Linked DNA regions of Homo sapiens: all the other regions are linked to region 2. The links are chromatin loops, found by intact Hi-C in ENCODE. Cell type or tissue: tibial artery. All regions are shown on one strand. Links, peaks and the distances in the headings refer to the core of each region. The heading gives the core; the rest is flanking DNA.

The links. Hi-C counts contacts between places; a loop is a spot of excess contacts. Peaks named below come from ENCODE experiments on the same cell type or tissue, not always from the same donor. Only the 100,000 strongest peaks of a DNase experiment are listed, where the experiment ranks them.
Region 1: it touches region 2 in a loop (8-fold over the local background); 99 of 110 quality-filtered maps call a loop at or near these places.
Region 3: a loop joins it to region 2, with 4 times the contacts of the local background. A loop is called at or near these places in 6 of 110 quality-filtered maps.
Region 4: a loop joins it to region 2, with 5 times the contacts of the local background. A loop is called at or near these places in 53 of 110 quality-filtered maps.
Region 5: a loop joins it to region 2, with 2.2 times the contacts of the local background. A loop is called at or near these places in 31 of 110 quality-filtered maps.

The regions. Positions count from the first base shown.
Region 1 is chr18:48,028,582-48,034,421 of GRCh38, forward strand. It overlaps ZBTB7C (zinc finger and BTB domain containing 7C), which reads right to left. Exons shown (of 5, transcript NM_001318841.2): 5 at 1-1,330. The coding sequence ends at 679. Among named protein-coding and RNA genes, the nearest start is that of SMAD2, 100 kb to the left of the region's middle. In tibial artery, for the core only: a CTCF peak has its summit at 2,606 (motif pointing right); DNase peaks (open chromatin) are centred at 1,210, 2,600 and 5,340; H3K27ac peaks cover 835 bases.
Region 2 is chr18:48,443,730-48,449,569 of GRCh38, forward strand. No RefSeq gene overlaps it. Among named protein-coding and RNA genes, the nearest start is that of ZBTB7C, 37 kb to the left of the region's middle. RefSeq lists an enhancer at 1,809-2,103. In tibial artery, for the core only: CTCF peaks have their summits at 1,934 (motif pointing right) and 3,052 (motif pointing left); DNase peaks (open chromatin) are centred at 1,912 and 3,088; H3K27ac peaks cover 1,628 bases.
Region 3 is chr18:48,158,935-48,164,774 of GRCh38, forward strand. All of the region lies in intron 3 of ZBTB7C (zinc finger and BTB domain containing 7C), which reads right to left. ZBTB7C-AS1 (ZBTB7C antisense RNA 1) reads left to right here and starts at 3,782. Exons shown (of 5, transcript XR_001753437.2): 1 at 3,782-3,946. RefSeq lists a silencer at 2,702-2,901. In tibial artery, for the core only: no CTCF peak of the experiment used is centred there; DNase peaks (open chromatin) are centred at 2,357, 2,767 and 3,387; H3K4me3 peaks cover 1,523 bases; H3K27ac peaks cover 3,238 bases.
Region 4 is chr18:48,228,143-48,233,982 of GRCh38, forward strand. The region is part of intron 2 of ZBTB7C (zinc finger and BTB domain containing 7C); the gene reads right to left. Among named protein-coding and RNA genes, the nearest start is that of ZBTB7C-AS2, 21 kb to the right of the region's middle. In tibial artery, for the core only: a CTCF peak has its summit at 2,577 (motif pointing right); no DNase peak of the experiment used is centred there; H3K27ac peaks cover 845 bases.
Region 5 is chr18:48,334,124-48,339,963 of GRCh38, forward strand. ZBTB7C (zinc finger and BTB domain containing 7C) reads right to left here. Exons shown (of 5, transcript NM_001318841.2): 2 at 4,051-4,275. Among named protein-coding and RNA genes, the nearest start is that of ZBTB7C, 72 kb to the right of the region's middle. RefSeq lists enhancers at 446-946, 947-1,447. In tibial artery, for the core only: a CTCF peak has its summit at 2,410; a DNase peak (open chromatin) is centred at 1,978; H3K27ac peaks cover 5,000 bases.

The DNA of each region.
Region 1 (5,840 bases), core at 587-5,586, 410 kb before region 2:
GGGCGGAAACCTCAGTTACCAGCCCCTTCCATAGCCAGGTGACACTGAGCTACAGAGGGCTGACCTGTCAAGGTCACAGGACAGGTCAGGGAAGAAATGGCCCGGGCCTTCCAGAGCCTGGTTCCTGACTGGTTCCAGGAGGCCTCCCTGCCAACAGAGCATTTCTTTCTATGTGGCAGGTGGGTAGTTCTCAAAAAGACCCCGGGGCCACTGGAGACTGGAAAATGAGCCCTCAGAGGAGTGTTGGCAGAGACTTTGCCATAGGGGGTGGGGCTTAACCAAGGTGCATGCCCAGCCCCTACCTCCTCCTGCTGTGGCTGGCTGGGCACCAGGCCAACCACCCCCTGACCCCTCATGACTCACCCAGCTCCTAAGTGCCCCTGGGCACCCAGTTCTTTGTGGCATGGGCCGGTGCAAGTTTCTATATGAGAGCCAGAGAGACAGGGAGGGAGGCCCGGGCTCCTGGCCTTTTGGGAAAAGATGCCCGTCTCAGACCAGCAAAAGGAGGCAGCTGCTTTAGGAGCCCGGGAAAATGCCATCACTGATAGTATTATTATTATTTTCCCATTTTCCCTTTGTGTTTTTAAAATGAAAAGTTCAGATCCATGGGGTAGGGTAGAGTGGGCCTGGAGGGAGAAGGACTGGAGGGCTGGTGGGCTGGAGCCGACAGGGACCAGCCTAGTTGTTGGCTTCGGACATGGAGGCCACGTGGTTGAGGCCGGCGAGCCCAGGGAGGCCGGCCAGGCCGGCGGCCCAAGGGTCGGGCAGCGGGAAGTAGGGCCGCGCCGCCGCCACGTTCTCGGCCAGCGCGAAGGCCAGGAGGCCCCCCGCGTTCCTCTCAGCCTCCAGCTGCGCGCGCCCGAACAGCTTCATCTGTGTCTCCTCGAACTGCCGCTCCAGCTCTTGCAGGCTCAGGGCGCCCTTGGGCGCTGCCAGGAAGTGCTTGGCGGGGCTGGGGCCCGGGAGGCACACAGCTGCGCCGCCCAGGTGGCCGCCCACCTCGCCCAGCGCAGGGGGCATCACGAAGGCCGCCTTGTCGGGGGCCGGGCCGCCGGGCCCGAAGAGCAGGCTGGCGGCCCTCCACGCAGCAGGCTTGCGGCCGCGTCGGGGCCGTGCCATGCGGCAGCTCTGGCGCTTGATGTGGCGGTGCAGGTGGTCAGAGCGCGTGAAGCTCTTGTAGCAGAACTCGCACTGGTAGGGCCGCACGCCCGTGTGGATGCGCATGTGGTTCTTGAGGTCGTAGTTGTGCACGAACTTGGCGTTGCAGTGGATGCACAGGTAGGGCCGCTCCCCTGTGTGCTTCCGCATGTGGATTTTCAGCTTGTCCTGCCTGCAATGCAGAGACTGGGGGTCAGTCCCGCAGGGAACACCAGGAGCCATTCCTAACCTTTTGCTCCCCCTTTCTCCAGAACCAGCCGAGGCTCCCTACTGCCATGGAGTCAAACCCCAGAAATAGGTCTCATGCTAGATCTACCCTCAACTGCTGCCCCACCTTAGACAGGTATGGTTACTCACCTGGATTAAAGGGATGCGGAAAAAGCAGTGTCCTGAAAGCCCCACTCCCCCAAACTCCTTTTATACCCGAGCTCAGAGTCATGAAACTCCCACTCTATTAGGGGTTTATCTCACATACTGGGAAGATACTTCGCCAGAAGTCAGCATTTCTGACCTTAGTCCTCGGATAGTGCAGCGACTTCTGCTGATACTGGACTGCACTTTAATCTCATACCCACTCTCTCCAGGCAACCTTATGCTTTCCCTCCAGTTCATCTATATGCTTTGGCCCAAAGTCCCTGGTCCCATCCCAGCCCCCGGGCTATTGAGATCTGTCTGTGTTTGGCACTAATCTGGGAGGCTATAGAAGCTTGGGCACACCTTGTTCAAACCTCCTGCATGGTGGTTTCTTATCCTAAGCCTTGGGCTCTCCTCTTTGTCTGTAGACAATTTCAGGGTTTACAAAAGAGCCAGGTGCGAAAAGAATGCAGCCTAATCTAGGGCAAAACTTTGCAGGGTTTAAGTGGTATTATTCACAGGTAAGGTATGGTGTAGGGTGGGGGCGCCTGCACCTATTGGGGGTCTGGGAGCCTCTGCGCCAGCTGCAGACCCACCACCAACTTGCTGGTGACTTCAGGCAAGTTACTTAACCTCACTGCCCAGAGCTGAACCTGGTGCCAGACATCAATTCTCATTGTCCAGGGCTCATGGAAAGAACCTGGGTCTGTGTGAGCTAGATTCCACACACCTCCTGGTGGTCTTGACAGGAAAACTGATATCAGGGGGTTGTTTTCATAAACACTGAGCATTGGGTAAACCAGCTTAAGGTGGCTGAGGTATAGGCAGCTGGGCTGCAAGAATTCCTCTTGGGATAATTCGCAGCCTTCCCCAGTGGGGCCATAGGGGCCAGGAAGCTCTGTGTCTAGTCTCCTACTTCCTCCCTGCAGGTGTGGCTTGGGTGGAGCATCTGCCTATAATTTCAGGCTCTGCTTTGAGGTTAGAACAGATGTGGAGTCCAGGTGTCCTCCCTAAGATGGCCAGATTTAAACCCTGTTTAACGTAATCCTAGGACAGCAGGTGCAGGTCCTAGGCTCCTGGTGTCTCCTGGCCACTAGAGGTCTCACCAGCTCTCATTTTCAAAATGGTTCTCCAGGGGCAGAGCAGGAGAGAAAAGGACATTCCCATGAATACTGGCAGGCACTGTGAGAGGAGGATCAGAGAGGACAGATCCAGTCCTCCCACCTGTGCTCACAGGAAGGCTGGAGAGCCCCTGGGAGTGAGGAGAAGGGAAGTGGGGTCACCCTCTTCCCCTCCACATCCCACTGCTCCTGCCTTTTTTCAAACCCACCAGCCACCCCTAGGCTACATAGTACTCTGCTGTGATATCCCACCCCCTACCAGCATGCTGTGGTCTCTGTAACCCAGATTTCACCTAGATGATTGGATTTTTGAGGAGGAAGGGACTTCAGAGACCATTTAGGCCAGTGGGTCTCAAACTTAAGGATGCATTCGAACCATAATCAGGACTCAATAAAACAGTGCTGGGCCCTACTCCCAGAGAGTCTGATCAGTAGGTCTGGGATAGGGGAGAGGGACAAAGGATTTGCATTTCTAACCAGTTGCCACATGCTGGTGGTGGTGGTGGTCCGTGGACCCCACACTGAGAACCACCGGTCTAGGCAAAGCCTCCACTATGTAGGTGGGCAAACAGACCCAGCTGGGGAACTTGCCAAACTCACCCAGAGGGTCATGGCAGGCCCGGGAGTCAAGGCCTCTTTTCTCACCACAGCACTGTGACTGTGAAAATGGAAGTGTCGGGTGCCTGTACCCCTGGAGTGATGCAACTTCCCAGTCCTGAGGGATATGTCTTGGGCCTCCACAAATTCACCCAGGCTCTGATGGAAACACTGATGCTAGGTGGTCGGCTGGGCTCCCTCACCAGGCCTGGCAGAGGGCTCAGCTCAGAATCAGCTAAGCAGGGCTTTAAATGCATCATCTCATTACTCCTCACCACAACCTATGAGGTAGGTTTTTTTATTTTTATTTTTATTTTTTTGAGACAGAGTCTCACTCTGTTGCCCAGGCTGGAGTACAGTGGCATGATCTCGGCTCACTGTAACCTCCGCTTCCCAGGTTCAAGTGATTCTCCTGCCTCAGCCTCTCGAGTAGCTGGGATTACAGGCATGCACCACCACGCCCGGCTAATTTTTGTATTTTTTTAAGTAGAAACGGGCCTTCACCATGTTGGTCAGGCTGGTCTTGAACTCCTGACCTTGTGATCTGCCCACCTCGGCCTCCCAAAGTGTTAGGATTACAGGCGTGAGCCACTGTGCCCGGACAAGGTAGGTTTTTTTTTTTTTTTTTTTTTTTTTTTTTTGAGACGGAGTCTCGCTCTGTCACCCAGGCTGGAGTGCAGTGGTGCGATCTTGGCTCACTGCAAGCTCCGCATCCCGGGTTCACACAATTCTCCTGCCTCAGCCTCCTGAGTAGCTGGGACTACAGGTGCCCACCACTACGCCTGGCTAATTTTTTTTGTATTTTTAATAGAGACAGGGTTTCACCATATTAGCCAGGATGGTCTCGATCTCCTGACCTCGTGATCTGCCCACCCCAGCCTCCCAAAGCGCTGGGATTACAGGTGTGAGCCACCGCCCCTGGCCAGGTAGGTTTTTTTTAAGTCACTATTACACATAATTAGTAGCACTGACCCTTAGGGTCACTCTCAAACAATGGACAATATAAGTGGTAAATCTTCAAATGCCTCCCAAACTTCTCATTAGTGTATCTAAAAGAAGTCCCATTTTTGTGGCAATTGGTCCAAGGATGTAAGAAGTGCTGAGAAGGTGCCTACGATATCCTTTTATTGAACATCTGCTATGGGCAGGTAAATACATGACTTCATTGACCCTGGGAATTCATTATTCAGAGGCATATGGTATAGAGGTAGGGCCCCTCCAGGAGTCTGGGAGTCCCTGTTGTAGCTTCAGACCCACCACCAACTTGCTGGGTGGCTTTAGGCAAGTTATTTAACCTCTCTGTGCAGAGCTAAACCTAGGACCAGACATCACTTCCCATTGTCCAGGGCAGATGGAGAGAATCTGGGTTTGCGTGAGCTAGATTCAACACACTTGGTGTAATTTCCTCACTTGGACACAGGCAGAAAGGAGGCTCAAAGAAGTTAAGAGCTTCCCAAAGGTATACAGCTGGTGGGGGCAAAGGAACCTGGGGGGCTACCTGGCTGTGGTTTGTTTGTAAGCTATTCTGGGGATGAGAAAGGATGGATTTTCACAGCAGGGATTCCCAACCTGAGGCCTAAGAGGACTGCTGCAGAAAGGGCAGACCAGAACAATCAAGAGAGGGCACCGGTAGCCAGCTTTCTGCCTCTGTGGCCAGAAGACTGGGGTATGCCAATGGGAGGAACTCAGCCCTAGGCAGGAGCTTTCCCTAATGGAGACATTTGTGGGAATGGGGGCAAGGGGTGGGAAGAGTAGGCAAAGCTCATGATAAGCCAGTGCTGGAAAAAACTTCAGAGGATCATCTAGTTTACCAGGCATACTTTACCACATTCTGATTCATGGTCTGAGTCAGTGGGCCCAGTAAGTGACACTATTAGCAGTACACTTCTCAGGACCTTGAAAACACTGATCTAATTACTTCCAAGATAAGGAAAGAAAGGACCAAAGAGGGAATGGTGTTCTAGGGCCACACAGCCTCCTTCTTTACACTGACCTTTCCTGTGGATACTGTGACGTGCATTGGAGCTGGAGGTGGTGCCGGGCACACTCCAAGAACTAGATCAGTTCCCTTCCCTGGTCTGGGCCTTAGTTTCCTGATCTCTAAAATGCGGGTTGGGCTGCATCCTTGGGGCCTCTAGTGCTCCATGAGTGTATGCATCTGGGTAATGGGCTTCTGCCAAATCTCCTTCTGGAGTCTGTTTGGCTGGCTGGCTTCCTTGCTGCTTCACATATTCAATCTGCCTGTGGAAGCAGCGTGAGTTTAGCTGGAATATGTTCTAGCTGGAATCTCAAGAGCTGAGCTCTTAGTTACTTCTCTGTAGGAATGGAGGTCTGGCAGTTCCACTTAAAACTTCCCAAGGCCCCCTTGTCCAATGGCCTGTGTGCTCACTTACCCCTTAGCATGGCTTTCTGGGCTCTTCACAAGCTCACTGCCATCTCCTCTGCCAGCTTCCTGCCTGCCCCCCATGGTACGCTGCCCCACACTCTGGGCAACTCTGCATCTTTGAACACCTGCAGGTATGAACTGGACTGCCGGTCCCCCAGTGCACAGCCCACCACATTACAGGGTGGATGCCCTGTAAACCCTGGCTCCTTCCCCGTGTGTGCATG
Region 2 (5,840 bases), core at 236-5,235:
CTGCTACATACTCCTGAAACGGGTTTAAGAAGCACTAATCTGGCCAGGCATGGTGGCTCATGCCTGTAATCCCAGCACTTCGGGAGGCCGAGGCAGGCAGATCATGAAGTCAGGAGATTGAGACCATCCTGGCTAACATGATGAAACCCTATCTCTACTAAAAACACAAAAAAATTAGCCAGGCGTGGTGGTGGGCACCTGTAGTCCCAGCTACTTGGGATGCTGAGGCAGGAGAATGGCATGAACCCAGGAGGTGGAGGTTGCAGTGAGCCAAGGTCACGCCACTGCACTCCAGCCTGGGTGACAGAGCAAGACTCCGTCTCAAAACAAAAACAAAAACAAAAACAAAAACAAAAAAACAAAAAAGAAGCACTAATAAGCACTAATCTGTGGGTGTTTGCAGGAACACCCAGGGCTGAAAATTCATCTTTTGATCCATCCAGGAATCCCTTCTCAGATATTCATCCTTTTCTGTTAAAATGCAAATTCCCTTGGGAAGGGGCTAAAAGTTAGAAAAAAACTGAGACAAATACAAAATTCTTTACTTGTGTCTGAGAGTCAATTACAGCAGGACAGTCCGTGGCTCTTTGGATCAGCAGTGGCTGGTGGCTGAGGATTTTGGTAAACTTCAGTTGAGTCAACACTGTGATTTGACTGTGTCCTTCAGAGCAAGAAGGACTTAGTCTCAGCACTAAGCAGGCCTCCTGGAGAACTGCATTCAGAGCTGGAACCATATGTCAGAGGGATTTGGACTAAACAGCAATGATCTGGACAGAGATCACGGACGTATGTCACATGGGGAATGAATGGAGAGATCAGGATGGGAGTGGGCTGGGAGATGCTCCCAATAGTCATCATGGGAATGGGTTTTTGATTTGTGTAGCTCCAAAGGGCAGAACCTAGACTAGCACTCCTGCATTTTAGGAGTGCAGATTTTAGCTCAGCAGAGGGAAGCCCAGCACCTTGTGAAATGGGGATGGGCTGCCTCTGTAGAAAGAGGGTGCCCTGGTCCTGGGAGAGTCCTCCTATCAGTGGGGTGCTGGAGGGTCACTGGGTTATGGGATCCTTTAAAAGGGTGAGGTGCACATGGAAACACAGCTTCTAGATCCCCTTCAGGGAAGGGCTCGCTATCCAGCTGTGGGGAGTGTGGTCCGCAGAAAGCCTCCAGGGTCAGCTCTTCAGGGTTGGCCTCCCCTGCAGGGAGCCTCCTCTCCTGGGGCACTTGCATCTGGTGACTGAGAGAGGTCTGGACAAGCACAGAAGCCTGGACATCTAGGCAAGAGCTAGGCTGGCTAAGGCTTTGTTTGGTCTGCCTCCCTGTTTGATGTCTTCTTCTGTACCCCAAACTCCATCCCAGTGTGTACTTGGGAAAAACTCTACCTGAGACAAAAGCATACAACATGGGATGGGTCATCCTGAGATTCTAGGGATCCTACTATTATTCGTCACTTACACCTGATTGTGAATAAATTCACTGAAATCTTTGCAGGGAACAAGTTTATACAGGTGTAGCTTAAGGAAACGAAAGGGAAAAGAGTCACAAGACAAGTAGGTTAAGAGATAAGGGACTGAAGTTTATGCTTTAAATGTGTGGATTATATCTCAATAAAATGTTCTTTTTTTAATGTTTAAAGAGAGAGAGAGAGAGAATGAAGCTGATCTAAGATGTCCAGACCCTCCCAGGCTGTGCTAGGGTACAGGTACTCTAGCACTGCAGCTGGGTATCAAGAACTGGAAGGACTTGTGCAGGACCCTTGGCTTCTCAGCAAGGCTGTCCCCACGAAGCAGATTTCACATACCCATAGCACACCCAAGGCATGGCTAGCATCCCTTGGGGGCTCTGCTGGCCCCACCATCACCACAGTGAAGCAAGGAGGAGCTCTCCTGCCAGCCACATCCCAAGGCTGCTATTGTGTCCTCCTCCAGCAGGGGTCAGCAGACTGTTTCTGTAAAGGGCCAGAGAGCAAACATTCAGTGTAGGTGGGGCAATATGGTCTCTGTTGCAACTGCTTAACCCTGCTGCTGTAGCACAAAAGCAGACATAGATAGTAAGTAAATGAATGTGCATAGCTGTGTTCCAATAAAACTTTACTTACAAAAACAGGCAACGGACCAGATTTGGCTTAGGTATATAGTTTGCTGACCGCCGTCCTAAAATCATGGACCTGCCTAGTTGGAAATAATCCCAGGCCACAGAACAGGAAGGTTTTCTCTACTTGGAATCCACAAAAGCATCATGTTTCTTGTCTTCCAGGCTTTGCTGGAGAAATGGAACCAAATGTTCTATATATGTTTGACATACATTAAAGTTCAACTGGGAACAGAGATTCACAGGATATGGTTCCTGCTCTTCAGGTCCCCATGTAAATAAGGAGGTAATTCTCATTCAGTGTGATAAACACATGGGAGATGTGGGTACATATGTGTATGTTTGGGCTAAAACCACCACTAGCCAATGTCGCCAGGGTTTGGATAATTAACTTTGGGGGCCTGGGTCAGTTGACCCTCATGGTGGTTAATAAAGTAGTATCTGTAGTCACTTCTAGCTGTGGTCTTTACACATCTACAGAGGACTTGCCTTTTTCTTTTTTCTTTTTAAATTATTTTTTCAAAATTAAAAAAAAAAAAAAACTTTAAATAGAGACAGGATCTCCCTATGTTGCCCAGGCTGGTCTTGAACTCCTGGGCTCAAGGGATCCTCCTGCCTCAGCCTCCCAAAGTGCTAGCATTACAGGCGTGAGCCACCATGCCCAGTCACCTTTTTCAAATTAATCTTGGAAACAAAAACATAATCCCAGTTTGACACTGAGACAGAGCCCACAGGTATTGTTTTGGTGCATAGGCCACAGAACCGGAGAGTTGTCACAGCCATTGCATGGGAAGGCCACGGGCTGGGTGTGGCTCCAGATCCACGTTCTCGCGTCCTGGGCCTGCTCAGTGTGTTTCGGCTCCTGTGTATGCTTTTCTCTCTGCAGTGCCACGACATCCGACCCCGGCCTTCTCAGAGGACGCTAACCCGCCTGCCCGCCCGAGACTGCCAGCCCTGTCTGTGGGTGCCCTCTGGTGGCCTGTCGGCTGGAGAGCCTCGGCGCCTGTTAAGGCAATCAGTCAGGGAGAAGGAGGAAGCGTGAGACTGAGTTGCAGACATTTCCACCAGCTCCTCCTTTGCCAACACAAACCCAAGCCTCCCCCTAGGGATTTTGGAGTGCATTCAGAGCTTGGGGAAAGAATCATTTTCATTCCTAATTCGATACCCTTCATTTTTTCAACCGGGATGGTTCACATGATCAAACCGCACAAGAGGCCGCCGCTCTGTGTTCTGCTTATGGCCGAGAGGGCACGGCGGCTCCCCAGGGCACTCAAGATCTGAGGGATCTGGGGGCGCAACAAGTTAAGAAGCAGCTTTGAATATCTTCCTGGGGAGGCAATTCTTGCGTCTAATTTTCCGCTGCGCTTCTTGTTCCTTCGATGTCTACTGCAGTGGGGGTCTCAGTGGGAATGGACTAAGGATGCAGGAAAAGTATGGGGGTCTGAGTACAGGCAGGTACAGAGCTGACTCGGCTCCGCAAACACCGTAGAAACTAGTCCCGGTTCTCCCACCCATCTATTCACATGGCTGGAGGACTTAGCAAGGCCCTGGAGCACACTGGTTGACTCCACGGACTCCTGATCCAGGCTGCCTGGGTTCCAATCCCGGCTCTACCACTTTCTAGCCATGTAACCTCAGACAAGTTCCTTAACCCCTTTGTGCCTTGGGGTCCTTGTCTGTAAAATGAGAGTCATAATATTGCCTACCTCCAGGGTTGTTTTGAAAGATAAGTGGGTTGGTATCTGAGAAAATGCCCAGTAAATGTCTCCTGTTGTTATTCAGGAGAAAGCTCATAGTAACGAGGATAGGAATCTGAAGACCTCAGTTTCCATCCCAGAGCCACCTTATCCAGTTATGTGTGTTCCGGGAAGGGTGACCTCACTTCTCTGTGCTTAGAGCCTTCTATTCCAAGATAAGGATGAGGACTAACTCCTTCCTCTAAACTCCTCCATGGCTCTCCATTGACCTCATGATGAAGGCCCAGCTCCCTCATCTGGCCTCTAACACTCTTCATGCTCCAGCCCCTGCCCTTCTCTCAAGTCTCATTTCATGCAGCACCCAAGGTGATGATGGCTGATGAGTGATATTGTAAAGCACCCATCAGATCATGTCTCTCCTCTGCTCAGAGCCTTCCAATGGCTTCCCATGCCACTGAGAGTAAAATCCAAGGTGTTCTGCACAGGTTGCCAGGTCCTACAGCCTGACCTCAGCTCCCACCACTCCCACCCCCCACGCCACACCACCCACCCCCACACACACACCTCTGTGGCTGCTCCCAGCTCCCTCTTCCAGGATGCCAGCCCTCTCTTGCCTTGGGGCCTGATATGGTTTGGCTCTGTGTCCCCATCCAAACCTCACCTCGAACTGTAATCCCCACATGTCAGGGGAGGGGCCTGGTGAGAGGTGATTGGATTATAGAGGCCGACTTCCCCCTTGCCAATCTGGTGATAGTGAGGGAGTTCTCAGAAGAAGTGGTTGTTTGAAAGTGTGGCACTTCCCTCTTCGCTCTCTCTCCTGCTTTGCCATCGTAAGACATACTTGCTTCCCCTCCTCCTTCCACCATGACTGTAAGTTTCCTGAGGCCTCCCAGTCATGCTTCCTGTACAGCCTGTAGAACTATGTGTCAATTAAACCTTTTCCTAAACTACCTAGTCTCAGGTGGTTCTTTACAGCAGTGTGAGAACGGACTAATATAGGGCCTTTGCCTTTGCTGTTCCCTTGGCCGGGAGCACTTCCCTCAGAGCTGCCTGGTCAGCCTTGCCTCCTTCAGGCTTCTGCCCAAGGGTCTCATAATGAGAGGGGCCTTCCCTGACTTCCCCGCAGGTGACAGAACACTGCCCCATCGCTCTCTATCCCCTGGTCTGCTTTATGTTTCTCAGTGGCCTTGCCATCACTAACCCGTACGTGCAGATTTGACTTGGCTAACTGTCTGCCTCCCCGACGTGCGGTGTGAACAGGTGTTTTGTTTTGCTCCCTGCTGTGTCTCCAGCTCCTAGAACTCTGTTGGTCATGAAATAGGTGCTCAAAATCAGTGTGGATCTGTGAAGGATGCTGGCTTGCCTAACAGAGGAAATAGCTTTGGCAAGGAACATCCAGGAAAGACGTCTCTTAACCTAAAAACTGGAGGCACCATCTAAAAGACCTCCAGTAAGGGAGACAGCACTCCAGGCTCCCTACACCACCACTGCCCACCTTTCTACCTCCAGGCACCTGGGAATTGGCCCCAGGCAGGATGAAGTCACAACAGGCTGGGTGGCCAGCCTGAGTTCTCTCCCGCTGCAGGCAGGAGCACCTCTTTTCACTTTTTATTTCTACACCACATTACTTGAACACTTGGTGGCTTCCAAAATGAAGCCATATGGTTTGATGGCAGCTCTCTGGAGGGAAATGCCGCCCTTTAATTGTCCTCAGGACTATTCTGAAAATAGAGTCCTTTTTATTCAAAGCTTAATTCCGTTAATGTTCCCAATATAAATGAATAATAGAAAGCGTAAGCGAATTCTCTCCTGACAGTGTTCCTCTGCTCTATTTAAAGATCCTTCTGGGGCAGAGCCTGGACTCTGCTTTTACCAAACCCACTTAAAAATCCCTCCCCCCAAGAAACTGCACTGATTTTCCTTGGGTACAGTGTGTCCTGGAGAGGGACATAAAAGGGTGTTGAGGAACATCTGCTCGTGGACCCAACCTCCCAGGCTGTGCACTTTGTCCACTCCCCACCACCAAGCTGATCCAAGGGGATACAGGAAGCCTC
Region 3 (5,840 bases), core at 566-5,565, 280 kb before region 2:
ACACAGGGTGAGCTCCCCAGAGGAGGGTAGGGGCTGGGGAGATACAGTGTAGGGGAAGAGGATGAAGGCCTGGCCAACTGCTCCACTTCCATCTTCCTCAGCCCCTTTCTCAGAGGCGACAGGGGATGCAGAGAGTCAAGTCCACTCCTGGCCTCAAGGAGCATAACCACATTCTGTGTTTTCTTTTCCCAAAGAGATCAGAAGCTTCTGGAAGGGTAGGGGTCATGGCTTATTTATTTATTTTTTCCTTTTCTATTCCCCTTGTCCTAACACATAAAATACCTGCACATGTGGTGGTTAAGCACACCGATCCTAGAGTCAGACTGCTCTAGTGTGAATCCCGGTGGTCTTCTACTTAATCAACCTCAGTTTCCTTGTCTTTAAAATGGGAAAAATGATAATTCCTACCTCATAGGGATCTTACGAGGATTCAATAAAGTAATACTTACAGGACATTTAGCACAGGGCCTGGCACTTGGAAGGTGGCCCATAAAAAGGCTTACCAAGATGAATGGAGCTGAATTGCTTCTGGTCAAAATTCATCATCACAAGAAAGTCAGATGCATGTTCCTTTCTTGCTACTACAAATCATGCCTACACTAATTCATTCATCACCTCTGTGTCCACAGATGGTGCAAAGATCAACTTTACCAAAGCCAAGCTCAACTCTCCTAAGTTTCAAATCAGTGAGGTTCCTGAACTTCTACTACATGCAAAATATTATTTTAATCATTCATTTTACCCTCTTTCTTCTCCAAATACTTTATTAAAATTGGTAATAGTAGCCTGAATGACCTGAATTTCTCCTACTTTTACTTTTTACCAAAGTGCTGCCCCCATCCCACATGCCATAGTAGTCAATGCCCAGCAGGCAGGACCCCAGAGGCATGAACATTAGGTTCACAGAGCGCTGGGCAGCCCAGAGCCCAGGGGGCCTCCAGCCCCCAGAGATTCTGGATCTGTGGGGCTGTGGTCTCTTCACACAGTGCCTGGCAGGGCCGCAGGATGACAAGAACCCCTGCAGGAACAGACATGCCTTGGTCTTTTGCAACCTGTTCAGATACTGGTTGAGGGTAATGAATGGAAAAGAGTCACAGCATTAATCGCTCTGATCTGGAGTTGCCAATTTGGCTCATGCTCGGACCCACCTCCAGACCCACAGTCTCCTCCCGCACAATGACTGGGCTTGCTTGAAGTGACCAAAGATGATGCCAGGCTCCGATGGGGGTCACTGCTGGCCAACTACCCTAGAGAAACATTTCGCTAGCACACTCAGTGACAAGGAGCTAGAATCCCAAGCACTGTGGAAGCCTCACTTCTTCCAAAAGATGCATTAATCCAGTCCTCTTGTTGAGGGCTTGTTCATGCATCTCACCGGTATCTACTGAGCAACTACTCTGTGCCACATAGGTGCTATGCTAGGTCCCTAACATGGAGCTACCCTAAAATTAAAGCACAGTATAACAGCAGGCACGCTGGGATGAGGAGCTGGGAGGCTAGTCAGAGTTCCAGCTCTGCCACTAACTAGTAGTATGATCTTGGGCAGGTCATCTCCCGCTCTGGGTCTCAAGGGCCTCATCTATTAAACCCAGGACTGGGCTGAGGATGCCTGTGGTCCAGCTGTTAAAGATCCCGGTTAAATAATAAAGATCCTGGATCTATTAAATAACATCCCTGATGTATAAATAGTGGCAATCTTGATCAAAGAGCTCCAAGCTTGTAGAAAACACAAGCTCAGCAACCTACCAATCTCCCCCTTGCCATAGTAAGGGCACCTGTTTGCTACCTGAAAATGTAAGAACTCACAGCCTTGGGATGAGTGAGAAGTTGAACTGGCCGCAGGGAGAGACACCTGAGAGGGCAGTGGCAGTCTGAGGGGGGCCAGGTGGCCTTCTTGATGTGATATGAGGGATCCCTGAAAGGCCTCCCCTGTCCCAAATATCTGCTCCCTATCCCCCAAATCTGGGGTCCTGCATCTGGAATTCCACCATTTGAGACAAGTTTTTTTTTTTTTTTTTTCCAGTGCCGGGGGAGCAGTGGGGGGTCGTCTTTGATTGCAGACACCTTCAAGCAAAACGCACACAGCCATGAGAAGGGTGTGGTTCCCACCCTTCTAAGGTTGCCTGGGTCTTCCCTGCCTGCCAGCAGAGGCCTGGCAGCTTGTGGGCCCTGGGTGCTTGGGGCTGGAGGAGGTGGGGGGGACCCAGAAGGGACCCTAAAGGGGGCTGTGGGGGAGGGAGGGCCTCCTGGGCTGACTCAAGGTCTCCTTCACCAAGACCCAGAGGGCCTGGGGGACGGGGGCAGGGAAAGAGAAAGAGCACGTGCAAGATTTGAGTTCTCCAGGAGGGCTGGGAGTGGGAGAGTCCAGGGAAAGAGCTGGTGCCTCCCTTTGGCTAACCGATCCCTTGGAAGAGCCAGCTCAGAGAGGGGAGGAAGGGAGGGCGGGTCAGGAGACAGGGTGGGGCCGGGATGAGAGGAAACTGTAAAACCAACGGGGCGGATTCACGAAAAATTCCCGAGCGTGGTGAGGGTAGAGGGTGCTGGGCAGCACCCCAGTTCGCCGGGCCCACGCTCCTCCAGTTGCCCGGCCTGTTCAGACTGGTTCGCCCACCTTTCTCTCCCTGCCGGCCCCACTCGCCTGACCTCTGAGAAAGCAGAATCCGGGACATGAAGCAACCACAGCCGCTCCGCCCGGCCACAAGCGCCCCGGACTCCGTGCCTGCCCGCAGCCCCCTTCCTGCAGCGTTCACTCGGCTGCCCGGCCCGGCCCGGCCCGGGCGCCCCGCCCCAGCCCCGCCCCGCTCCGGAGGCCCCTCCTCTATCCCCGCCCCTTCCCGGGCGCCCCGCCCTCTCCCTCCACTCTGCGCCCCCGCGGCCTCTCTCTCCTCCTGCGGGAGCCATCGCCCTCCTCCCGGGCGCCCCTCCCCGCGGCCGCAGCCTGTTTCCCGGGCCTCTCCTCCGCATTCTCACATCGCTCCAGCTCGACCTCCCCACCCGCCCGCCTCCCCGGGAGGCCGCGGCCCGGCGCGGCACCGCCCCTGCCCACGGTTACCCGGTTACCGCCTGAGAGGCCGGCGCCTGCCCGGGCGGGCGGGACCCGCACTGACCCCGCAGGGGGCGAGGCGGGGCTGAGAGGGGCGAACGCAGAGCCAGACCCCCCGCCGCCGCAGGCCGCCCACCTCCAGGCAGGGCTTCGTGCCAGACCCGGCTGTAGTTATCAGCTGGGTGGAGGGCAGTGCCAGCTGCAGGCGTCCCCGAGGCGCAAACACCACCCCTGGCCCCAGCCTCCTTCCCTGCAGCCTTCTACCTTCTACCGGAAACAGAGCCACGGGGAGCTAAAGGAGGATCCAGCAACAGTGGAGGCAGGGACTCCACCTCAGAGGCAGGGCCGCACTGAAGCCCAGCTCACCTACCTGCTGGGTGACCTTGGGCAAGTGACTTCTCTATGCCTCAGTTGTTGCATCTGTAAAATTGAGATAGTAATAGTATTCACCTCACTGAGTGCTGCGGTTTGGTGCCTGGCACATAATAGGGACTTCATAGACAGTTGTTACTATTATTACCTCTTCCCCCACATTTGGGGTTTGGCAGAGGGATGTATTGGCTACATGGTCATTAAGGATCTGTTAAGCACCTCCTATGCACGAGGGAGATCACATGGTATGGTCCAAGAGTCTTGGAGTTAGATGTGGGGTTGAATCCTGGCCCTGTCACTTCATAGCTGTGTGTGACCTTGTAAAATTCTGTCTCCTCTCTGAGCTGAAGTTCCCCCACAGGAAAATAGGGACCGTAATGCCCATCTTCCGGGGCCAATGCTGGATTCAATGAGATAATGTACAGGGAGTGCCCAGGGCAGTTCTCAGCACACAATAGTGCCTCTCAGTAAATAAGAGACGCAGGATGGAGAGGACAGGCTCAGTTTCTGCTACAGAAGAGCTCTGGGCAGGTAAGACCTATGGGAGAAAAATGTCACTGAGGAGGATGAACGTTCATGCTCAGCATGCAGTCAGTAGGAAGGGCTGAGGGAGGGCAGGCCCTCCTGTCTAGGAGAATGAAACTGCTAAGGGTGGGATGTCAGGCACTGGTGGGGGATGTTTCCGAATGGGGCCCGTTGGTCCTCAGTGAAGCGGCAGCTACTGGGCCTGAGAAGGGATGTAGGGGCGCTGGAATGACTGATGTCAGCATCTGCTTTATTGGAGAGGCCCCAAAGATGGCTTGGCCATCTCTCTCCCATCCTGACAGGAGAAAAGAATGAAAAGGACAGTTGGAAAATGAGCCCTGAGCAAAATCTCCCCCCTTTATAATAACTGTGAATGTGGCTGGGCATGAGCATGGCCCTGGACAGTGGCTGTGTGACTCTGAAGCTGGGTTCCCTCATCTGTAAAATAGTGGGCTGGTCAGATGCTTTCTAGGCCCCTGAGCTCCTCCCTTCTTGAAAGCAACATTTGCTCTGATCCGTAGCAATGTGGGGGAGAAGCCACTCCTGGAGAGTGCAGGGCCCATCTTCAATCCCATCACCCATTCCATGAACTGGCTGGGAGCCCTCTTGGATGAAATGGAAATGGAGTGGGGCTTAACAGTGGGACAGGCTCCCCAAAGTAGCTCAGGAAGACCAGCTGTCCCACTGATTGTGTGATTCTGACAGCTGGAATCAGCCTTTCAAGCAGATGTCCAGCCCTCTTACAGACAAAGAAAGCCCAGAGAAGTGAAAGGACTTGCCCAAATTCATGTGTCTCTTGAGAGGCAGAGCTGCCTTTCAATCCACTGCACCATATTGCTTCAATTAGTTTCATTAAGAGGGACAACAAAAAAACCAGTAAGCTAGTGACCAAGGCCATCCAAAGTCTCTTTGAGTCCATTTCACGAATGCAAAATGGAAATGCCTTAGCTTCACTACCAGATAAGAAAGTGCTTTGGGAAGTGAGAAGAACACTCCAAACAGCCCAGGAGCTGCCATAAGCACTGTCTGGAGCTGGAGGGGGTTAACTAGGTGGACAGTTGGCGGAGGCTCCTGCCAGGTCAGAGGGGATTTGCCTTTGTGATCAGCACTGCAGGCTCCACGAAGAGTCCAAGGACAGTGGGCTCTGAGTACTAATATGCATTTTTATTCTGCAATAATTTTCATACTGAGTTCAAGAGGCACCAACTCCAAGTACATAAAACCAAATCAAATTAAATTAATTGATTTTATTGAAACCTGCTGCAGTTGTATTCAAGCCCACAGCCAGGGGCATGACCCTCATGAAATACCAAAGGGGCTTTTGAAATAATTAAATTAATCACACCCCGGGTTATGCACAAGGGCTTGCTCCTGGACTCACAGGCAGGCATGTTCCCGGTCCCAGCAACAAGCGGGAGAGGAGCATGTGGCCGCAACACAACCACAAAATGTGGTGCTGCCTAGGGGAGCTGAAGACTCAGACTTCTCATTCCAGGGTAAGCCTTTGTTCATGCTCTTTTGGCAAACATGCACATACACACACTCTCATGTTAACCCATACACACAGTCACAACACCACTCATACTCACACACATACATATGTATACACAAACATACTCATCTGCTAGATTTCCCTTCTGTCTCCCTGTCTACCCATGGTTCAGATCAAGTGCTTACCTCGTGATCCTCCTTCTTTAACCCACCAGGACCCCTCCAGCACTTGGATGATGCATTTTCTTGTTGGCTGTTGTTTCATAAGCGCTTTTTTTTGCATCTCTAAGTAAAGGCTAGTAAGCCCCTTGAATGCAGAGAATGGGCCTCCCTGCCTTCTCTGGATCTCTCAGAAAGCTCAGCATAACCTAGAGTGTGAATAACTTAACCACTGTAAGTGCTGTGCACT
Region 4 (5,840 bases), core at 622-5,621, 220 kb before region 2:
CTCCCGAGCTGGGGAGACAGGACCTGGCTGGAGAGTATGACTGCAGGCAATAAATAGCAGTCCCAAGAGTGATAACCAACAGGTCCTCCACTCACATCCTCACATTTCACCTGTGCGGGCCTCAGTTCCTCATGGGAGAGGCAGACTACGAGACTGATTGCTGGTTCTGACCACAGATGATTTTGTTAAGGGTGAGCCCTGAGAGCAAATCCCTTCCCAAGCCTGCCTCTGGCCAGGAGGATGTTGCAATCTGCCTGGCACAGACAGCACTGGGTCCTTGCTATGAGAGAAGGTTATGGCACTGCTGGCCTTGCTGCGGATGGGTGGGGCACATCCTCTTGGGCCTCTCTGTCTCTCACCCCTGCATCCTCCTCCCCAGTAGGACCCCTCCTCACTGCTCCACCCACCAGCCTGAGAGTGGCTGCCAAGGGTGGAGGCTGCAGCAGGAAGAAGGGCAGTAGTCCTTGCCCACTGTGGTTGCCGCCCCCCTGCCTGCCCACAACCCTTCCCTGCATGCCAGGAGTCAGGAGGCTCTGAGTAGAAGCAAAAACCAGAGGCCTTTCAGCTCAGAGGGAGTCTCTCTCTCTCTGTCTCTCTCTCTCTCTCACACACACACACACACACACACACACTCGTGCTCATACACACTCGTACATGAACACACCCCCATGCACCCTTACGCCCCCACTTGTGCAGGTGTGCACACCCTCTCATACACAAACACACTCTCACTTTAGACTTTAACATCAAGGATATTTCTGTTCCCTTCTCTCTTCTCCTTCCCTCACAAAAGGACTCCAGCTGGCTCTCCAGTGGCAGCCACAGAGCCTCGAACCATCTGGAAACATAAGCACGGCAGGATTGTGCGAGGCTGGAGGTGAAGACAGCCGGGGTCATGGGAAGGGAGGCGGAAAAACAAGACAGTGCCAGATCCCAGTCAAAACAGCATGTTCGTCCCGCTCAAATCTCATCAAAATGCCAAGATTCCCCCTGCCACGTGCCCGCCCAGGCAGCTTGCCCCAGACCCCGACATTCTGCCTGAGCTGTGTGCCACCAGCCTTCCTGCCCCATTCCACCATCAGCACCCACTCTGGTGACTTCAAAAAACAGCCACACAGTCTAATTTTAGCTCTAATCTTCCCTGGCCATGGTTGTGTGGTTTCTAATTATTTTATTCCCAAGATTTACCTTGATGGATAGTTATACATTTTCCAATTTACTGTACAATATCTTGTAAAGTGCCCTTTAAAAAAAATGTGTGGATAATTCCATGTTGTTAATTTTCCCAGCTCTAAGGAGAAATCTGCAGATAATCGCCTGCCCTAGAAGCTCTGATTCAATCCCCATTTCCTTTAATACTAATAAAATGGACAGTTCATTTATAAGAAGTTCCCTAAAAGAGGGTATGAAAAACATTATATTTCTTTTAAAGTTGTTAAAGGGCATAAATCCATTACTCAGATAGAGATCGCTTAATAATTTAATGCCTTTGGCTTGGCATTGTTCCCAGAATATTTTCACTTTATCTGTCTTTATTTCCAGGTTGGAACAAATTGAGGAATAATCAGCTCTGTTGGCGGGAATTGTCGAAGAGTCTGCAGGGAGGCCCGAGGAAGACGTGGGGGAGTTGGACAGCCTTCCTGACTGTCCATCTCCCTCATAGGCCTTCAGTCCAAGGAGCGGGGCAGGTGTGGGGCACTGAGGGGGTGGCCAAGGGGGAACAAGGCTTTCCTTTTGGCCTCCACGTGGTGGGGAATGTGCCCTGCAGGTTGTCTGGCAGGCTCTGCTTTCCGGGAAGCAGGGGGCTGCCTGGGAGGCAGCCACCCCCACCTCCCTCCCTCCTGCCCAGTGAGGCAAACAGGTGGGAGGGCCTCGAAGCAGAGCCTTTCTGCAAAGGGGATTAGTTTGCATTTTCTAAATAAAATCATTTACATGATGTATTAACCCAACCCCATAATTAAAATCATTAATGTTTCTTTGTGCAGATTAGCCAAAAAGAGAAACTAAGTGCAGGAATCAACATTCCTTCTTACAGGCTCATCAAACAACACTCCCCTGAAGAAGGCTTGAAAGCTTCATCCACCAGTCCTCTCCCCAACACAGCAAGGTTTATCCCCTGTTCAGGGATTCTTGCTGACTAGTTTCAGCAGTGTTTGCAGGATGTCTGCCCCAACCTAGCTGAAAGCAACCCAGTGGGAAGCTGGTTGGGAGCTGGAAGCAAGGCCTGAACAGGACAGTTGGGCTTAAACACAGCTCTCAGACGGAATCCCTGTGTATTCCTTTTCCTTGCTCCTCAGTTTCCCCTAAAAAAATAAAGCCACTGAACTAAAATGATGCCTATGGGATCTTCCTAGAAGTTTCCCAGCACCATGACAGGTGTGCTGCTCCCATGCCTGGGACAGATTTTTGGCCATAATTGGTGCTCAGCTCAGGTTTGTTGAAGAGAATGGAATTGAACATGCTGGAAGGGGATGGACATAGGATGGGAAGAGGTGAAGACATCATCACATCTGGTGCAAGGATGTGAGCTGCCAGTGGGTGGGGCTGTGCAGCTACTGATAGTCCAAGGCGAAAGGGCAGCCTGAGGCCAGCAGCATGGCGCCATAGAGGAAGAGTTAACAAACACTGCTAGGGGAAGGTGCAGAGTGAGAGTGCAGACCCAGGCATCTCTGCACGGAAAGCCCCCTGCCCCTACAGGCTCAGAAGTGCCTGCTCCCGCTGCCTGGCCTCTCCCTGCTCCTGGTGCCCACTCTGATTTTGGAGCAAAGTTGTGGCCAAGCCTGGGAGCTGTCACAAGCCAGCTGGGTATGTGCATGCTCAGGCCAGAACTGACACACCAGACCCCTGCTGCCTCGGCCCCCTCTGGACTTTGGGTGCCAAGGAGAACGGGAGGGAGTCTGAAGGGGTGCTAAGGGTGGCTTGGTGCAGGCTTGCAGGCACCTTTGGCACTAACAGCCTGGGCGCACTGGCACTGTGGATGGCCGGTTAATGGTAGCAGGAGGCAGACAGGCTCCTGGGTAAAAAGTGCAGGTCCCTGGTGAAACCCCACCTTCAGGCCAGGGACAGCCTGAGGCCTGGGGGCCAGGCTGCCATTTCCACAGACCAGAGTGAGAACTTATGGTGCTTTTTCTGGACCCTCCCATGGCCACCCATAGACCAATCAGAGTGCACTTTCTCCCCTCTGAAGCCCATAAAAACCCTGGTCTCAGCCAGACTTGGATAGACAACAGGACAACCTGCCTGCAGAGAGGAGCTACCCACTGTACTCTCTACTGAGAGCTGAGAAAATAATAGGATGAACTGCCTGCAGAGAGCAGTTACCCACTGTGGGTCTCCTCTCTGCTGAGAGCTGAGCAGACAACAGGCCAACCTGCCTGTGGAGAGGAACTACACGCTGTGGGTCTCCTCTGAGCTGCTCTGTTGCTTAACAGAGCACCTTTTTGCCTTGCTCAGCCTTCACTTGTCCACGTACTTCATTCTTCCTGGATGCAGGACAAGAACTCAGGACCCACCGATGGTGGGGCTGAAAGAGCTTTAACACAAACAGGGCTGAAGCATGCCCCTTGCTCATTATATTGCAGGCACCAAAAAGGAGAGAAGAGAGAAGGAGAGAAGAGCTGCGGCCCTTTGGGAAGCCCAGACCAAGGAGCTCCCTGAGCCAGGGCTGTGACACCCTCTTTAGGGCTCTGCGGTTCCAGGCACCACCAAGTTCCCCAGTGCCAGCCATGTAAGCTTCTTGTGGTAGGGTCTGGTCCCGGCACAGCCTTGCAGGGAGCTGGTACCTGTGCCAGTGCCTGGTGCTGCCCACCCTGCTGCAGCCAGCATGCTTAGCTGTGCACAGTGGCCAGACCCCATGCTCATTTGCTCACATACCCCTCGCTGCTCCACACCTGGCTCATCCTTGGCAGGCGTGGGATCCAGGCCAGTAGTGCCAGCTGAGCACAGCCTGCCAGGCTGAGTGGGCAAAACGAGCCCAGGAGGCCTGAGCAAAACTCAGGCAAAGGCACTACTGGCCACAGAGGTTTCCAGCCAGAAAAGTAACACTCCAAGGATCCTGAGACAATGTGAAGATAGAGGCAAAGATTGGAGTGGTGCATCCATCAGCCAAAGAACACTGATGATTGATGCTAATCCTCAGAAGCTAGAAGAGGCAAGGAAAGATTCTTCCCTATAACCTTAAGAGAGAGCCCAGCTAATACCTTGATTTCAGACTAGAACTGTCAGAAAATACATTTCTGTTGTTTTAAGCCACCTACTTTGTCATACTTTGTTATGGCAGCCCCGAGAAACTAACACATCTGCCAAGATGCCAGACTTGTGAGTGATACTATCCTGGACCCTCTAGACCAGCCCATCTGCCAGCTAAGTACCACCATATGACCTCAGTTAAGGTCACCTGGAACAGAAGAATCATCAGCTAAGATCTGTCCAAATTCCTGATCCACAAAATCATGATATATAATAAAATGGATTGTTATTTTAACCCATGAAATTTTGGGGTACTTAGTTTTGCAGTAATTGAAAGACATACACAGTAAGTCTGTGGCTGAACTGGAACTAAAATTTAGGTCTCCTGCCTCCTAGTTAATTCAGTAGGGCTTTCCATTCTCCATGGCTTCTCCTGCTCATAAGCCAGTTATTATTCTCAGCAGTTTCATTTGCATACATCTCATAAGTTTTATCCCAGTACCCCAGTTAAGATGTACAATTCATTGAGAACAGATAAACAGCATGCCATCTTGATGCCACCATCAACACCAACCCCCTGGTTGAGTGTTGGAGGTGAAGGCTATAAGCAACAGCAAAACAACAGAAACAAGAAGGGCATGTAGGTGAAACAGTATATAAGAGTACAGGTTTTGAGGTGGCAGGGAGTAAGGATGTTGAATGGGAGAGGCATGTCATGGCTTGAATATGTCCCCTCCAAAAGCATATATTAGAAATTTAATTCCCAATGCAGCATTGGCAGGTGGGGTCTAATGAGAGGTGGTTAGGCCATAAGGGCTCTACTCTCACGAACAGACTAATGCCATGATTGTGGGAGTGGGTTTATTATAAAATGACAAGTTTGCACTCTCTCGCGCGCACGCTCTCTCTCTCCCTTCACCCCCCACCTTCCTCCATGAGATGACACAGCAAGAAGGTCCTTGCAAGATGCCAGCACCTTGATATTGGACTTGCCAGCCTTCAGAACTGTAAGAAATAAATTTTTCTTTATAATGTATCCAGTCTCTGGTATTCTCTTACAGAAGCACAAAATGGACTAAGATGAGGTGAATTCAGATTGTAAAAGGCTTTGAATGTCAGGCTAGAAAGCCAGAATACAAAGAGCATACATAACAGTGGATATCCTAACAGGAAGACCGGTGAGCTGGAATCAGTCAGTGCTATCTTACTGCCTACATTACTGCCCCTGTTCTAGCTGACTGGATGCCACCTGCTTTCCCCAGCTTCCTAGCAGTTAAGGACACTTGTGAAACACCTGTACTCAGAAACGCAGCTACAACATAAGCCAAATCGACAGCACTTTTGAAAATCAAGGTCTGCATGTTGAGAGCCATGTTGTTTTTAAATGGGTGTTCATAGTTTCTGGGATAGGTCCCATATTCATCTGTGCTTTTTTAATAAAGGGAAATGTTTAGGTAAATTATATCAGCTGCTGCCAGGGGGTGGGAGGCTGCTTGTGGCAAAGCCCAAAGGCCGAGAAATTCTAGAAATGCATTTATGAGATTTCAACCTTGCCACCTCAGAGCCTCTCCAGGTGGTAATGGCCTCTCCTTTGAGGGTGGTTGGGTCAGTTCCATCCACATCAGTCAGTCATTATCTCCGCTCAGTTCCTT
Region 5 (5,840 bases), core at 472-5,471, 110 kb before region 2:
CCAAGTCCCAGGAAGGATGGATTATGAGCTTTCACAATAATCTAGGTGGATTCCAAACTCAGGAGGATTGGCTAGAGACCCCCCACACACAACAGGCTGAGGGAAAGTAAAGATGTCAGGGAAACCTACTGCTGCCACCAACACCCAGATCCTTCCCCTCTCCCAAAGGAGAACAGGAGGCAAGGGGTTAATTCAGAGGCACTCACCCCGGGGGATAGAGCACCTAGGGGGAGCACCTCATGGGAACACCTAGTTGAGTCCTATGGCAGCACCATCTGCCATGAGATGCCAAGAGAAGGGGCATCTTTTAAATCAAATCTGCAGCCTCAAACCCAGCTCCCAGACCCGAAAACACCCCCAGGTAGGGAACTAAGAGTCTCAATAACATTTGATAACTCTATAAAGGACCTTCACATACACTATCTCATTTGAGGCTCTGAAAAAACCCAGAAGGCAGGCGCTATTTAACTCATTCTTCAGATGGGGCTGGGCATAGGGCAGTGGCCAGAGCTGCCATTCACAGGACAATAAAATGTGTACTCCCTCCAGTCCCAAAAAGAACAGCCATATTTCGTGACAATAAGATCTGAACTCCCTACCCTAAGGGGAAGTTATTTGAATTTTTCTTTCTGGGAAAAGCAAGGGGACATGGTAAGGTAGGAACAGGCCTTTGTTTCAAAGACTGAGGCTGGGAGGCAGGAGACAGAGGGATGAAGGACATGGAGCTTTTAGAGAAGGATCCCTGGGTTGGATCCCAAGAGAGGTGGGATGACTTGGGACCTGGAGTGGCTGGCAACCCTCACTCCACTGGAGTGCAGTGCCTCGGTGCTGTCGGCCCCCTAGAGATGGTGGCCTGGGCACTCTAGCTTCCCCTGTGGCAGAGCTGGCATAGATAGAGCACCAGCTGGCTGCAGGGGGCTGCCTCCTCCAGCTGACCACACAGGTCTGGATAAAGGGGCACCACAGGCAGCTGTCACCACCAGGGGCTAAGGCCCAGGCCTCACCCCTCCTTATTTGTGCTGGCCTGCAAAGTGGCCCGGTTCTCATGCAAAGGGAGAGTGGAGACAGAACTACAGAAATGCCAGTTAGGAAACTTTCTGCCAAACTTAGCCAATAGGAAAACCCAAATTTGTTTTTATTTGATTTAGGAAAATAAGAAGAATTACTTCTTGAAATTGATCGTCACGGGGCAATTATTCATTATTTTATTTAGTCCTCATAGTTACCTAGCAAGATAGAATTTATTAGTTCCAATTTCAGGGAAGCTTCTGAGGCTCAGAGACCTTCAGGAACCGCCTGAAGGTCCTAGACCCAGCAAGCGGCAGAGTCCTGAATCCAGTTGCTGAGACCTGGAGTCAGGGCTGGTTCCAGAGAACATAAGTCACCATCTAGAATAAGTGATTCAAGATATCTCTTATTATTCAAGAGAATGTCCCCAGGGATTCGTTATAGACATTTCATAGTAAATCCTGATGTCTAGTCAGGATACCCCTGGCCCCTGGGTGCTCCTTGGCAAGATATTCTAGAGTCTAGATTGGTGCTATCCAACACAGTTGCCACTAGCCAACTTGAAATGTGGTTGGTCCAAACTGAGACGGTGCTACAAGTACAGAATACACTGTAGACTTCAAACACTTTGTATGAAAAGAATGTAAAATATCTCATTCATAATTTTTATGCTAATTACATGTTAAAATAATATGTTAGACCTACTGAGTGAAATGAAATATATCATTAAAATTAATTTCACTTGCTTATTGTTACTTTTTTAAATGCTGCTACTACCACATTTAAAATGACACACGTGGCTTGCATCTGAAGCCCGCCCCAGTGGCTATTGGGCCACCTCACTCCAGGTCACAAGTCTTGCCTTGGCTTCTTGCACACCCCTCCCCTTGAGTTGGAAGACAAGGAGTCAAGACTCTCCAAGCATTCGGAGAATGTCCTCTTTTCTCAACACTTCTCTAAATTCCTGGACCCACCCCTCCTGCCTCCAGTCTTTCTGTGTGCCCAGCAACTGCCAAAGCACTTAAATGCAGTCACCATTTCCGAGTGGTAGGGTCCACCTAAAACCACATTTTCTGTGGCCAGAGAAATTCTGATAACCAGTTTTCAAAGCCCAGGCCCCCAACCCTGTTAGCAGTCAGAATCCCTGGAAGTTAGAAGGCACTTCTCCCAGCCTTCCTGGCTCTCACCCCCCACCAGACTGTGAGCTTCTCCAAAAGCAGAATCACGGAAACAAGCTACATGTACCGATCACTTATTATGGTGCCAGCTGCTGTCCTAAGTGTGTTACATGTTTTACTTTATTTCATTCTCCCCACTAGTCTATGAGTGAGATAGTATCGTCCCTGTTTTTGAAGATAGAAGCTTGAAGCCTCCAGAGGCCTGACCAGGCTCCACACTCCCTCCCGTGGAAGCAAACTGCAGCTCATTCTCTGCATTTCCGGCAGTGAGCACAGTGCTCGGTGCACAACAGGTAATCAGTAAACATTAGTAACATAGGAGAAGAGCGCTTGACAGACCCAGTCCCTGGCTCTTTCTGGTCTTCATCAGGAGGCATGTTGCCCGTTAGCCTCCTGAGACTACAAACTTGAAAGTCCTCACCCACCTACCTCCAGGATTGGATATTTTCTGCCCCTACCCAGTCCCCCAGGATGCTCCCCAGCTTCAGCCCTGCCCAGGTCCCCAGCCAAGTCCAAGAAGTACAGACCACTTGCCCCACTGAGAGGTGGGGTCTGGGGATAGCCTAGGGCCAGTACATACAGGTCATATTTAAGCCAGCTCCCTAGCTCAGCCCCTCCAGTCATAGCCAGTCCCTGACTACCCCTTGCCAGAGACCCTGGAGCTCAATTCTTTCTCCATTTCCTTATATAGACAGGAGTCCAGTTCCGAGCCCACCTAGCACCTTTGGTTGATCCACTTCCTAGAGCTGGGCTCAGCTTTCTAGATTCCTTCTTCAACTTATCCTTTCTGCCTAATTTAGAACAAGGCCACCCAGAAGTCCTAATGTTCTGCTCCTCCCCATCCCTTGGCTCTGACCCTGGGGACCCTGACACTGGCCTGTACTGAAAAGGAATTTACCACACCCTCTTGGGCCTCCTGCCCCAGGCCACTGGCCCTTCTCCCCTTGCCTTGGTCAGTTTCCCAAGGCCCCAAGCTATTTTTGCCTCCACCCCAGCCTACCATTTTCCCCACGGTGGAAGTTGCCAGGGTGGTACCTCATATGACGCACACAGCAAAGACCAGAAAATCCATGGGAACAGGCTGTGCCATTGGATCAGAACCCACCTTTGGGGTCTCCAGCCTACTGGCTGGCCCCTGTCCTTCTAGTCTCAAGGCCTTGCCTTCTAGGCCCTAGAGACTTGCTTGATGCTTCCAGGCTTGGCTGACTTCCCTGAATCAACTGCTAGACCCAAGGTATCTGACAGGCCCCTACTGTCCTCTCCAGACCCCTACTCATTACCTCATCCACCTTTGATCATCTGCTAATTGCCTGGGCATTCTTGAAAGAATGGCAAGACAAAAAGCCTTCTGTTTTTAACAAGCAGGACTCATCCATCACCACACCTGTCATTTGACATATCTGAACCAGACCTAAAGGCTTCCCAACCACTGAGGTCTCCAGGTCTATTCCTCACACATCATGGACACGATGAAAGAGCTTCTTCACTTCTCGCTCCCTCTGTTTCTCCACTGGCATGAACTCCCTGTTTCCCACAGAAGCTGATGGGGAATAATGACTTCTTGATTTGTTACTCTGAGCTCCTCAAATACGACATGCTATGTCCATAAAGGCATCAGGCCTTCCCATAAGGCATAGGAAGTGAACCCATCTAATGCTAAATCTTCCAGTGCTTGGCTCCAGCAAGCACATGGGGCAGAAACTAATAACTATAAAGCATCCATCTATCATCTTATCAGGCCTTAGTGTGCTTTGTTTGCATAGTTATCTTCCCACAGGTTGACATTTTATGCTTACTGCAAGCTGATATATTCTCCTACCTGCCATATCATTCATAAAGGATAGACAAGCCTCAGGTTCATTACCTGTCATTACACCATGTACATGTCACCAGGGGCCAAAGCATTGATTCTTCTTGGATCTCCCCAGCAGTGCAGCCCCAAACGCCCAGGCTCCAGGTCTAATGGGCGTGGATTCTGCTCATGCCTCAGGCCCTGGGTGGACTCCACGCCATCACTTCTTGCTCTTGTGGCTGACCCACTCCTCAGGGTTGGACAGAGCTTCTGAGCTCCCAGCTGCTCAGAGGGGATCTGCAGGAAGAACAGAGGGCTCCATCACCCACCAGGGCCAGAAACACATGTCCAGGTTTTAGCTGTTCTCGAAAATTCTAGCCATCCTTCTCTTTCTCTTTATTATTAGGGCCTGCAATTCTTCATGACTATACCAACTCGATCTCATCCAGGGTTTTCACTGACAGTGTCCTGCCCACCAACCCAGGCCCAGGCCTCAACACACACACACACACCGCACACACATGCACACACACGCCCTTCATTCCTTTCTTACCTCAGCATATTTCATTTCATCTGCCTGAAAGACTCACCTTCTAATCCTGCATCCAAACCCTAGCCATCGTTCAGAGTTTAGCCCAGACTGACCAACAGAACCTCACGCTGTTCCATCACCCCAGGAAAGAGAAAGGAGATGCATGTTCTCGCATGTGAGATGTATATAGAAGTGCAAGGACACGTTTATGTGGAACATTCCTTAACTCTTCTATCCCAGATCTCCCAAGCAAGGCTTCTGGTGTTCTGTAGTTTGTTGGGGGGGGGGGGTCCAGGTAGGACACCCCACCTATGGCTGATGATGAACATCTTTTCATAGTTCGTCATCTCAGAGTGAGAGACAAAAGTGGAAACACAAACCTTGCTGAGATGAGGAACAGAGACACCGGCTCCACAGAGCCATCACATTTCATAGCCAAGATTGTGCCTTATGCTGTGTCAGGAGGGGCCAAAGTCCTTCTGGCTGAAGCAGCCTGCCCCAGCCTGGAGGTCTGCCCATCTCCGGACAAGTCCAAGGTGGCTACAGCCCTGCATCTCTGAGCAGGCACAGCCCCCATCTCTTGGGGGTGAAAAGAGTAGGCTCCTGGGGTACCCACCTGGCTGTGACTCTCAGCTCCACCCCAACCATGGGCTCCTCCAGGCCTCAGTGGGCCATTGCTGAGAAGAGACCGTGGCAGACGAAGAACATCCATCGGGACACCCAGCATTGCAGACAAGGGGAAGCCCCAGAGATAGGAGTGAGAGTGGCAAAAGAAGGAAGGGACACATATATAATGATTAGACTCTCTTCAAGCTGCTTTTGCATCCATTGGGGATCCATTTAGTTTCTCAGTAGCTCTGTGGAGGGGTGTTTGAAAGACTAGGAAACAGATGCACAGAGAGGTTGAGAAGCTTGCTAAAGATCACACCGTAAGTAAATGAAACAGCCAATTATCATTCTTTCCAGCAAGCTCCCTGGCCCTAGGTTAATTTCATCTTCCTTCCAAGTCACCTCAGGGGTGGGGGATGAGTGGGAATGGGAAGGAGGAGGGGGACATTGGCCTGTTTGCCCTGCTATGGGGGGATGGGGAGAAGAGGAGAACAATCATGCCTTTGGATTCTTCCCTCATAGGAGGGTCGAAGAGGAGAAAGCACAGAGATAACAGAGTGATAAATAAGAAAGACAAGAATGTGGAGGCTCCTAGTTAACAGGAGCGGCTCAGGCACAAAGAAATTGGCTGCGATAAACAGCCACTGCTTTGGGAGAGGCTAGGCTGACCTTGAGCCTCCCAGCAACTTGGCCCTCTACAGCTCACACTCCAAGTCACTTC